2 separate regions of the Homo sapiens genome follow, and region 1 is linked to region 2. A link is an interaction called in ENCODE POLR2A ChIA-PET data of the cell type or tissue named here. Cell type or tissue: GM12878. All regions are shown on one strand. Links, peaks and the distances in the headings refer to the core of each region. The heading gives the core; the rest is flanking DNA.

Region 1 (5,383 bases), core at 384-5,383, 53 kb before region 2:
CTTAGAACTAGTATTGGGGGCAACGGGGTAGAGAGAGAGCACCAAGAAGCCACATGACTTATGGTCAATGCCGTCACCCAAATAGTCTATGAAATGGCATCTGAAGAAACAATTCCTGGGCAAGGAGAAAAACAAGGAATGCCAGAGAAAGGCCCTTTGCCTGATTTTCTTTCAGGACCAGGAATATAAATGTAGGCCCCTCTACCAGATCCATCCCTTCTGATTTTAGCTGAGATCAGCCATCTTTTTCATCATCTTTTTCTTCTTATAAAGCAAATGACACATCAGTAACTTTAAACATCCATAATTCTACCACCCTAACTTGACAATTTTTATTGTTTTTGCATATTAGCTGCTGAGTATATACCTATTTTTGTAGCATAGTTGCAGTCAATCATAGTATGCATACTATTTTGTATTCAACAGAAGCCATCTTAATAACAATAATTCCTTGTTTTGTGTAGTGCATTTAGCTTTTCAATGTGACTTCACATCTATTACCTCATTTGAAACCCACAGTAATCCTGTGATATATATAGGGCAGGCATTATTATCCCCATTTGACAAACAGTATTCACTCTGAGGCAGTCTCCATGGCAACATAGGCCTAGTGGCTAAGAAGCCTGCAGTAGATTTTGATGGCAGCATGAGCTAAAATGGCTTCCTTTTTTCCCCTCTTCCCCTCATTCCTAATGTTGTTTAATAGCTTTATTGAGATATAATTCACATCCCATACAATTCACCCATTTAATGTGTATAATTCAATGATTTTTAATATATTTAGTATGTATCAGTTATTTATGTGCAACCATCACCACAGTCAATTTTAGATTTTCATCATCTTGAAAAGAAATCCCATACCCTTTAGCTTTCACCTCCACATTCCCACATTCTCCCCAGACCCAAGCAACCACTAATATACTTTCTTTGTGTAAGGTATCCCTATTCTAGACATTTCATATTAATAGAATAATATAATATATATATTCTCTTGTGATTGGTTTCTTTCAGTTAGTATAATGTTTTCAAGATTCGTTCATGTTGTATCAAGTACTTCATTCCGTTTTATGGACTAATAACATTCCGTTGTATGGGTATACCACATTTTCTTTGTCCGTTCACTAGTTGGTGTACATTTGAGTTGTTTCCACTTTTTGGTTATTATGAATAATTCTACTGTAAACATTTATGTACAAATTTATGCATGGATATATGTTTTCATTTTCATTTTCATTTTCTTTCTACCTAAGAGTATAACTGCTGGATCATATAGTAAGTATGTTTATTTGTTTGAGGAACTGCCAGAGTATTTTCCAAAGTGGCTGCACTATTTTACATTCCCACCAGAGTGTTTGATGGGTTTGATTTTGCTACATACTCATCAACTCTCATTATTATCTGACTTTTTGATTCCAGCCATCCTAGTGGGTATGAAGCAGTATCTCATTATGGTTTTGATTTGCATTTTCCTGACATTCCAATGTTTTTGATCATTGGCTCCAGTCAAAGGCAATGGGCAAAAATTCAAATTATATTTACTGGAAGTTTCCTCTAATGACCACTACTTGCCTCTGAGTCCAGGCCCTCTGTACCTCCTGCTGCTGGTGACCTGCAGTACAGCATTTGACTCAAGTATTTGGGGGTACGACTGGATGAATATTTAAGAAAATCTTTCTGCTTATACTATACCTGCCCTAAGACATTGGCTAGTCCTCATTGACACCCAGAGAGCTTTGAGGAAGGAGGCTTTATTAATCTATGATGGTATCTGTTGGCCAACTTAAATGAAAGGCACATTTGGACCCTAGCACAGCTTGGATGGGTGAGAGCCAGCTGTCCTATTGTTGAGGCCCTTTAACATCATCTTTCCCTGTTCCTTTGACTTGGGTGAATCTGAACTTCCTCTCAAGACCTACCACCTTCTCACTCACCCTTCTCTATGTGTCTTGTGCCATTTCTCTTTTGTCTCATATTTCTTTCCTTTCCCCTCTCCCTAGTATAGCCATTAACTAGCTTGGAAAATCACTTTACCTTCTTGTACCATAGTTTTCTTTTCTTCTAAATGGATATAGTAGTAACCTACCTTTCAGGGTTAGCATGAACGTGAAATTAAATAATGGGAATGGATATGCCCTAAGAGGGCCTGGCATAGAGCAGACACTCAACATAAAACAATTTCCTTTTCTACCCCTTCATGCCATAGTTGGTAGCCCTTCAGATTACAGAGGTTGCCAAGCCCTGGCTGAGTGACCTTTTCTTGCCTCCCAATTGCCTTGTTCTTGTTACTCTTCTGGGCCTCAATGAAGAGTATCAGCCAGAGGCAGCAAATGGGCAACTATCACACGTCTGTCTTCATGTAGGGCACTTGGTGCCTGAATGCTTTTTGCAAAACCAGGAGGTGAGAAGGGCTGTGACCAGCACATTAAGCCTCCTCTTCAGCAGGATAATTATGATAATTATTCTGCCACTACCCAAACACCAAACATGGACAATAAGCCCTTCCAGGTGTGAGCATGAACACCCTCATTCCTTTCCAGCTAGACTCCAAGCTAAGCTAACAGGGCAAGGTACTTTCAGAACATTGAGCAGGCAGGAGTTTCATGTAGAAGTAGCTAGCTGATGGAAAGTCCTAGAACCTTAATGGGGAGGCCGGCTAAAAGGCAGGAGGCATTTGAGTGCCAAGTACAAAAGACGCTAAATCACATGTGTGGGGAAAAGCAGCCACTGAGATGATCGTAAATGGTGAAAGAAGTGGGGGCAGAAGGGAAGGAGACAATACATAAATTCCCTCTGCCTGGGTACTTCTGCCAAACCCCAAGGTCAATTTGCATAAGTTGTTTGTCCTGTCCTAAGGTGCCTTTGGAAGAAGCCCCCTACCACTCAGGGGAGGTTTAGCATCAGTCCGGAAAGTGAACAGCAGCTCCTGCCTGCAAGCTTCCAGGCAGCCCTGGCTTGTGTCTATTGGTTCTACCCCAACCCCCATGCATGAGAGCTCTCTCTCATCAGGAAGCTGGCCAAGCCAGCAGAGTAAATCGACTGTCCTTGAGCCCCATGTTAGTTTTCTGAGACTTGAACAGTGTTTTTGGAGTTCACTGATTTTATCTAATCTATGCAGTTGGGTGAAAATGGCTCACAGTTCAATTGAGTTAAAATCTACAGCAGCCTCAGGAGCTGCCCCTCCTCCTGAGGCTTGCTTCCTGAGCTCTTCCTTCTGAAAATGATGCGGAAATGACAGCAAGAGGTACAAGTCAGCCAACCATAGTCCTGTCCCCAGGTGATAATGAAACCTCATTGTTGGACTTGAGCTCTCTCTGCTTGAAAGTGTCATTTCATAATAACCTGGAGTTTTGCATCTTGTTCCCTGAGGACTGTTTACAAGAAGACAAAGGCCAGAAGTAAAAGAAAACCAGAGAGGAAATTTCAAGAAGCCCATTTCTCAATCAGTTTCATAATTTCTCATTAACCAAGTAGTCTAATAGAAAGTAATTTTTAAAGTATTTTTGTCTAATCTTCACTCAGTCTCCCTAGACAGGTGACTTTCAGAAATTAACCCAATCTACTGCCTGCCTGCTTCTGTGTGTGTGTGTGTGTGTGTGTGTGTGTATTCAAACCTTTTATTACCAAGTACAACACTTGCTGTTTTATTTTCCAAAGTCAAAACCCCTTTGTTTTGGTGTTTCCCTTTTCAGGATCTGAAACCACTCTACGCTAACCGGTGCCATTATGTTCCCAAGACATCACAGAAGGAAGCTGAGGAGGTGAGCCAGAATGAGGCTGCATGTCTTTACCTCCTGGGAAAGTCCCCTGTTCTGCCTGAAACACCCTTTCTTTTACTCCTTTTCATGGGCCTAAGTTTTATTTCTAGGTATGTATAGCTGATTTGTTCAGTGGGTCAGAGCACATTGCTAATGAGGCCATGGTCATAGGTTGGAGCCTCATGAGGCCTAATCAGTTTTACTTTGTTCTGTGGCCACAGGCTGACCCTCTGACCCCAGCCGGGAGCCTCCCCATATGTGGCTTTGATCCTCAGGGGGACAAATGAGAGTACAGAGGCCACAGGACATGACCCTCCCCCATCTCTGTGGATGATGGTTCAGTTGCCTGAACTCAGTGCTCAGTTGGAATAAAAGTGGAAGCCCCACCAGGGCACTAGGCCTGAACTACGGAGGCAGAGCCTGAGTTCCACACATAGGATGGGTCTGGAAGCCAAATGAGGGTAACTGAGAAGCCAGATCCACCTTTATGCTCTGGGGAGGCTGGGACTGTCAGCCTGGCCCCTCTCATAACACCTCCAAGAGGCCAGCCTAATAATGCTTGAGCATGCACAGATGAGTCTCTCTTCTGCCCCAAACAGCTCTCCTTATGTTCCATGTTGCCTCAAGCAGAGCTAGATGCAATGCGTAGTGAGGCAAAGTATGACTCCAGGTCATTTTTGGAGAGCTTTCATTTCAGTATACAATAATCCCTTCCCAACCCAGGGATTTCTCCATATGAAACTGTACCTAGGCTTCCAGGAATCTTGACAATTTTGTACTCTATTAACCTCACATTGAAAGTCAATCATTCCCAAATAGTTAGAAAAATGGTAAACTTTCAGTTGGGAAGAGAAAAGGAAGGCAATTGGATGTAAAATGGCCACTGCATTGCACAGCTTCAGGGGAAGCCATTTTACATAAAATACAATGTGAATGGGTGCCCTTGGAGTAAGGCAAAGCAGTCCTGCTCCAAAGGCACCATGGCAAATACTTTGATTATGTCTCTGCCATCCACTTGACTCCTTTTTCTTTTAACAACCATAAATTTACTATTTCTCTCACTGTTCTCAGGTTAGATAGGAGGAATAGAAATGCATATATGATAACAGCTTATCTGAAAGGCAGTAAGCATTTGGATGAAGGACCCAATATAGAAAAAAATGCCCATTTGCTATGAATATTCTCTATAACAAAGCAAGACAAATTTAGCAGCACTTCATTGCATCTGGATGGGGGAGAGAGCTGGACAATTTCTTGCTAACAAGAGATGGTAAATGAAATTCTTTTCCGTTTTTAAAACCTTTTTGCTAACTCAAAATGTGTAAAATGTCATTGCTGTTCTCTAGATTTTGTTGTGATAGCTTTCTTGCGTTAATTTGGTGACTGTAAAAATATTAATAATGACTTCCATAGGTTCACTTGTAACCCTGGTCCCCCTAACCCTATTTTTCCTACATAAGGTCATAAGTTCCTCAACCAAAAATTCTCCTTCCACGAGGGTTATGAGGAACCTTACCCAGGCAGCTAGAGAGGTACTATTGTACTTCAGAGTGCATGCGCCGGCTCCTCTGTCTTCCTTCCCACCTTATCTTCTTTCCTCCTGTACCCTGATTTTGCCTGCCCTCATA
Region 2 (5,386 bases), core at 162-5,161:
TTAGTCTGTTTTCACACACCATAAAGACATACTTGAGACTGAGTAATTTATAAAGAAAAGAGGTATTGATTCATAGTTCTGTATGGCTTGGGAGGCCTCAGGAAATTTACAATCATGGCGGAAGCCAAAGGGGAAGCAAGGCACATCTGACATGGGAGCAGAAGAGAGAGTGAGAAGGGGGAAGCACCAGACACTTTACAGATAACCAGTTCTCATGAAAACTCACTCAGTATCATGACAACAGCATGGGGGAAACCCATCCATCCAATTACCTCCCACCAGACCCCTCCCTCCACATGTGGGGATTATAATACAAGATGAGATTTGGGTGGGGACAGAGCCAAACCATATCAGATACACGTTCTTTTTCTAAAAACATAACTACAATACCATTATCATGCCTAAAAAAATTAACAATAACTCCTCAACTCTCATCACACTCCATTTTTAAATTTTTGTTGTTTTCTAGCCTAGCAGTTTCACATGAGGAAGACAGCATAAAGAAAGCCAAGGTCTGACTGCTTCTTTTTGATGATCAATTAATCTAGAATATTAATCAGGGAACTACCTCCTCCCTCTTGCTTCTAGCAGCACTAAACAAAAGGTTCCCTTTTTGTGTTTTTATCATCAGGAACCAGGGTCCTTTCAAGGAGGTTGAATGAGACAAAATACATTTGAATGCATGATTGTCAGCTTCTGAGCTGGGGAATATGCAACAATATGCCTTCTGGGCTGGGGATGGGTGAGCAAAGGGAGAACTGCCTCATTCTGGCTTTGGTAGAGTCTCCTCTTGTGTTTCATTTGATGCAGAGGAACTTTGGGCCAGAATGATTCCTATTTCCCTATGTCCTCCACAGAAAGGGAGGATAGTGAACAGAATTTGCAATATACTAGATAGATGTTTGGCTGCCACCTTCCCATAAAGCCCTATGAGTAGCTTCTTCGGAAGATTCCTTTAGACTACAGGGTTGTGTCTAAGCTCTTCAGCATAAATGGAGATGGGCCCTGTCTTGAAACACACTGTTCTTTTACTAGGGACTTTCCCCACCCCCATTTTGCATATGTATGTATGTGAGCCGTACAGGGCGTATTGGTGATTGAGGAATGTCAGCTCATAAAATGAGGCTTCCTTGTAATTCTGTTTAAATGACTTTTCCTTTGAAATTCTTATCCATACCTTATTTGGCACACAAAACAGATATACAGTTGACCCTTGAACAACACAGGTTAGAGCTGCATATGTCCACTTATATGTGGATTTTTTTTCAATAAATAGAATTGGCCCCCCATATCCACAGGTTTCACACCTGCAACCAAATGCAGATCAAAAATACAGTATTCGTGGGATGCAAAACCTGCAGATAGGTAAGGCCAACTTTTTGTATACTTGGATTCTGCAGGTTCAAGTGTGGGGCTTGAGTATGCATGGATTTTGGTATCTGCAGGGGTCCTGGGAACCAATGTTTACAAGGAATTCACAACTTTTTTTAAATAAAAAATGTGCCTTATAAAAAATGGTGCACTGACTTTTTTGTTTATTTAGTTCATTTAACAGACATTTGGTGAACTGCACTTGAGGATGTGCCATGCAGAATTTGAATCTGGCAGAAAAACATTTTGGAAAAATTTGTAAAAAACAGACCTAAGAAAATGGAGACTACAAATGAATGCTGATGACAGGGGCCTATACCAGGCCAAACAAAGTCAGGGCAAAGCAAGGCATAGACAGAGGAGGCAAGGACAGCATGGGAAGCCTGGATATTCTAGGCTGCAGTGGCACTACAAGAACCCAACTCCAACTGGGCTCCAGAACAAGGATGGCATTATAGAGCCCATCCAAGATTATGATGACAGATCGATGGCAATGGGTGACATATATCTAAAATCTAAAGCCTTCTGATATCTTCTCTACTTGATCTTCCTAATCTTAAACCAAACCTTCAGGGGGAGAAGGAGAATTGGTTCAGTATATTTAATAGTTCATATCTTAATAGAAAAATATAACATGCAAATCTATGTGCTATTGAAATTTTAAACCACAGTGGGAGAGACTATTATGTTATTACTAAAATATCTTAGGAAAGTTAACACTGCAAGCCTTCCCTTCAGCTCACCCTTAGTGAGCGTGGACTATTTGCCAAGCTCTGGACTAGGCCTCTGGCTTTGTTTTGTAAACCAAAAAGTATCTGAGACAGGTCTCAATCAATTTAGAAAATTTATCTTGCCAAGGTTAAGTATGCACCTGTGACGCAGCCTCAGGAGGTCCTCACGACATGTGCCCAAGGTGGTTGGGGCACAGCTTGGTTTTATACCTTTTAGGGAGACATGAGACCGATCAATATATGTAAGATACACATTGGTTTGGTCCGAAAAGGCGGGACAACTCGAAGTGGGGAGGGGGCCTCCAGGTCATAGGTAGAGACAAATGGTTGCATTCTTTTGAGTTTCTGATTAGTCTTTCACTGAATACACGATTTACAGGAATATTCACTTATCCCTTAGTCTGGCTTAGTCAAACAATAGGGCAAAGAAAGCAATCAGATAGGCATTTGTCTCACGTGAGGAGAGGGATGACTTTAAATTCTGTCTGTTCACAAGGAATTTCCTTGTGAGCAAATTGTGAGGGAGGTATATAGCTTTGTAAAAAATCTTTGTAGTTATCTTATTTAGGAATAGAACAGGAGGCAGGTTTGTCCTGCCCAGCTTGACTTTTCCCAGCTTGACTTTTCCCTTTGGCTTAGTGATTTTGGGGTCGCGAGATTTTTTTTTTTTTTTTTTTTTTACATTTCCCCCCTTTTAAAAATCCTTCAGAGAAAGCATTTTAGAAGAAAATGAGTCCTTTGGTCTTAGGTTTGTCTGATCTCTCATGGCTAGGATGCTTTATTCCTACATGATTAGGTCCCATGTTATTAGGAAAGCTCATGTTTAGCAGGTTGTGAAGTTTCATGTCCTATGAAGAGAAAACGGGGAGGAAGGGAGAAAGGCAACAACAAACAAGAACAATCCTGGAAAATCTATATAGGCCATATTACTCTGAAGTCCATGCATGAGTAGGCAGTTATGAAAGTGGTTGATGTATGTAAATAGGTTGCTGTTATTTTCTTCTGAAGTTGTCTAGCTTCAGTTTGCAGGGCTTGAAGAAAGCACAGCTTAATTTTTAGTGATTTTAAATGAGGAAAAATGGGGAAGAAGGGAAAGGAAAGAAGGACAATTTGAAAACATTATTTTGGAGACTTGTAGCCAGGAAAAAATTAGAATTCAGTCTAAACTATAGAAAATAATAAAAATTGAAAAACACTAGGCAAACTAGAATCTAACAGGTATGCTATAGTTTATTTGGAAACATATTTTTTTCTCTCTCCAGTCCCGTTTTCACTAAAGACAAATCATAGGACAAATTCATTGGCAAAATAAGTTTTAGTCTTATGGCTGCAGTATTTGCATAAAGTCAGCAAAAATAATTATTTGCCATATAGTCTTCTCTTTTTTTAAAATTGGCTTTGCTGGAACTTTATTCTATAAGGAATCTCAGATTCAACTTTAATGCCTTAAGCCCAGCCTGTGCCTGCAAATACTTGTATTAATTGGGTGAATTCCTCACCTCAAGGTCCCCAGAAAACTTGGGTCTCCTGGGCCTGTCAGAAAGTGGCATTCTTTACTTACCACGTGTTAGGAGACTGTACAGGGACTGTGTAGATAAGGTATGAGGATAGCTTTTACAAGGGGCTTTTTTTGGCCCTGTAAGTCAACTTTGATTTCTTAAAGGAGACTATATCTGAAAGTATGTTATTCCTGTCAATACCTTGGTAAAATAACCAGTTTTTTCCATTTGTATCCTGTTACAAAAGAAAACAGATTCTTATTGCACTTATGCAACTAACTATGTTGCTATAAGTTAAGTATACATGCAACTAGTTTCCAAATTTTGGAGAGATCAGGTAGAGAGAAATATGCACTAAATTTTGTTTATAGGAGTATACTTAAGTGTTAAAAGCTGTAAATAGCTCAAAAGAAAAGTTTTCTTGGCTCTGAAAAACAAAGGATGAGCAACATTTTGAGCAAAAGTCATAATTATTTCAGTCTTCTATTAGTTCAGTCTATGTAGTTAACTCCTGTTCTGCTTGATAATCATAAACATTTCAGCTCTCCATGGGAGCCTTGGAGGTTTTTCCTCTATTCTAGTGTCACAATGTCCAAAGTTATCAAAAGTGTGCATTCAAGAGCACCTGTCAGAGTCCTATGCTGATTATAAAACCACCTTTTGAAAAGGATGAAAGTGGCCAGGCGCGGTGGCTCACGTCTGTAATCCCAGCACTTTGGGAGGCCGAGGCAGGTGGATCACAAGGTCAGGAAATCAAGACCATCCTGGCTAACATGGTGAAACCCTGTCTCTACTAAAAATACAAAAAAAAAAAAAATTAGCCGGGCGTGGTGGTGGGCGCCTGTAGTCCCAGCTACTCAGGAGGCTGAGGCAGGAGAATGGCGTGAACCCGGGAGGTGGAGCTTGCAGTGAGCCGAGATCGTGCCACTGCACTCCAGCCTGGGCAACAGAGTGAGACTCCCTCTCAAAAAAAAAAAAAAAGATGAAAGTAAAATAACTGTGGATGAAAAAATCTTAGAACAGTCATAGTTAAAGAGACAATTGACAAGGAAATTTGGTTACTTCTATGGCATACAACAATTTAACATAATAATCACAATTACCACCGATAACATGCTATAAGACACATCAGAATCACAGGAATTTCATATAATTCTGGAACACATACTAATAACACATTTATATAAATCCAAAGAAAGTTAAACACTTTCATATTTAACAATACTTCTGTATGGTTTTATTATATCAAATAAGCCAAAGATGTCTCTTTTGGACTTCAGGAGACTAATATCAAAAAATTAATGAGGTCTGAAGTTAAAATTTGATTTTGAAAAGTTTGTCAAACATAAAGAGTTTAAAACACATGATATCACAAAATAGGATCACAGGTCATTGTAAAATAAGTCATTCATTTAGCCAAAGTAATAACTCGATTTTTTAAAAAAGTTAAAAACTTTTATTCTTTGAGACAGGAGACTTAATTTCCAAAACAATAAGTCCTAATAAAGATGGCATGAGGCCCAATTAAATTTGTTTTTCAAAATTTTATAAACCTATAAAATTTTAATCATCTTGACTATAAGATATAATTTTCCTAAGTCTTTTTTATAACCTTTATAACCTTTTATTAAGGAGTGGGTGAATGCTTCAAGAAAACCTTGTTAATCTAACACAGGGACCCATATGCTGGTCTTACATCAGTGTGCCTTTGACATTAATGGTCAAAATCGGCCCTTATAATCTCACACATCCACCTCTCTCATGATAGTCCCTGGGCCTTGAGGA

Evidence for each region. ChIA-PET counts read pairs that join two places held together with the same protein. Peaks named below come from ENCODE experiments on the same cell type or tissue, not always from the same donor. Only the 100,000 strongest peaks of a DNase experiment are listed, where the experiment ranks them.
Region 1: POLR2A ChIA-PET joins it to region 2 with 5 read pairs; 3 of 35 experiments call an interaction of 5 or more read pairs at or near these places.

Annotation. Positions count from the first base shown.
Region 1 is chrX:120,285,529-120,290,911 of GRCh38, reverse strand. It overlaps TMEM255A (transmembrane protein 255A), which reads left to right. Exons shown (of 9, transcript NM_001104544.3): 5 at 3,690-3,758. Among named protein-coding and RNA genes, the nearest start is that of TMEM255A, 23 kb to the left of the region's middle. In GM12878, for the core only: no CTCF peak of the experiment used is centred there; DNase peaks (open chromatin) are centred at 3,301 and 3,807; H3K27ac peaks cover 2,133 bases.
Region 2 is chrX:120,232,581-120,237,966 of GRCh38, reverse strand. It overlaps the pseudogene NKAPP1. Among named protein-coding and RNA genes, the nearest start is that of ZBTB33, 16 kb to the left of the region's middle. In GM12878, for the core only: no CTCF peak of the experiment used is centred there; no DNase peak of the experiment used is centred there.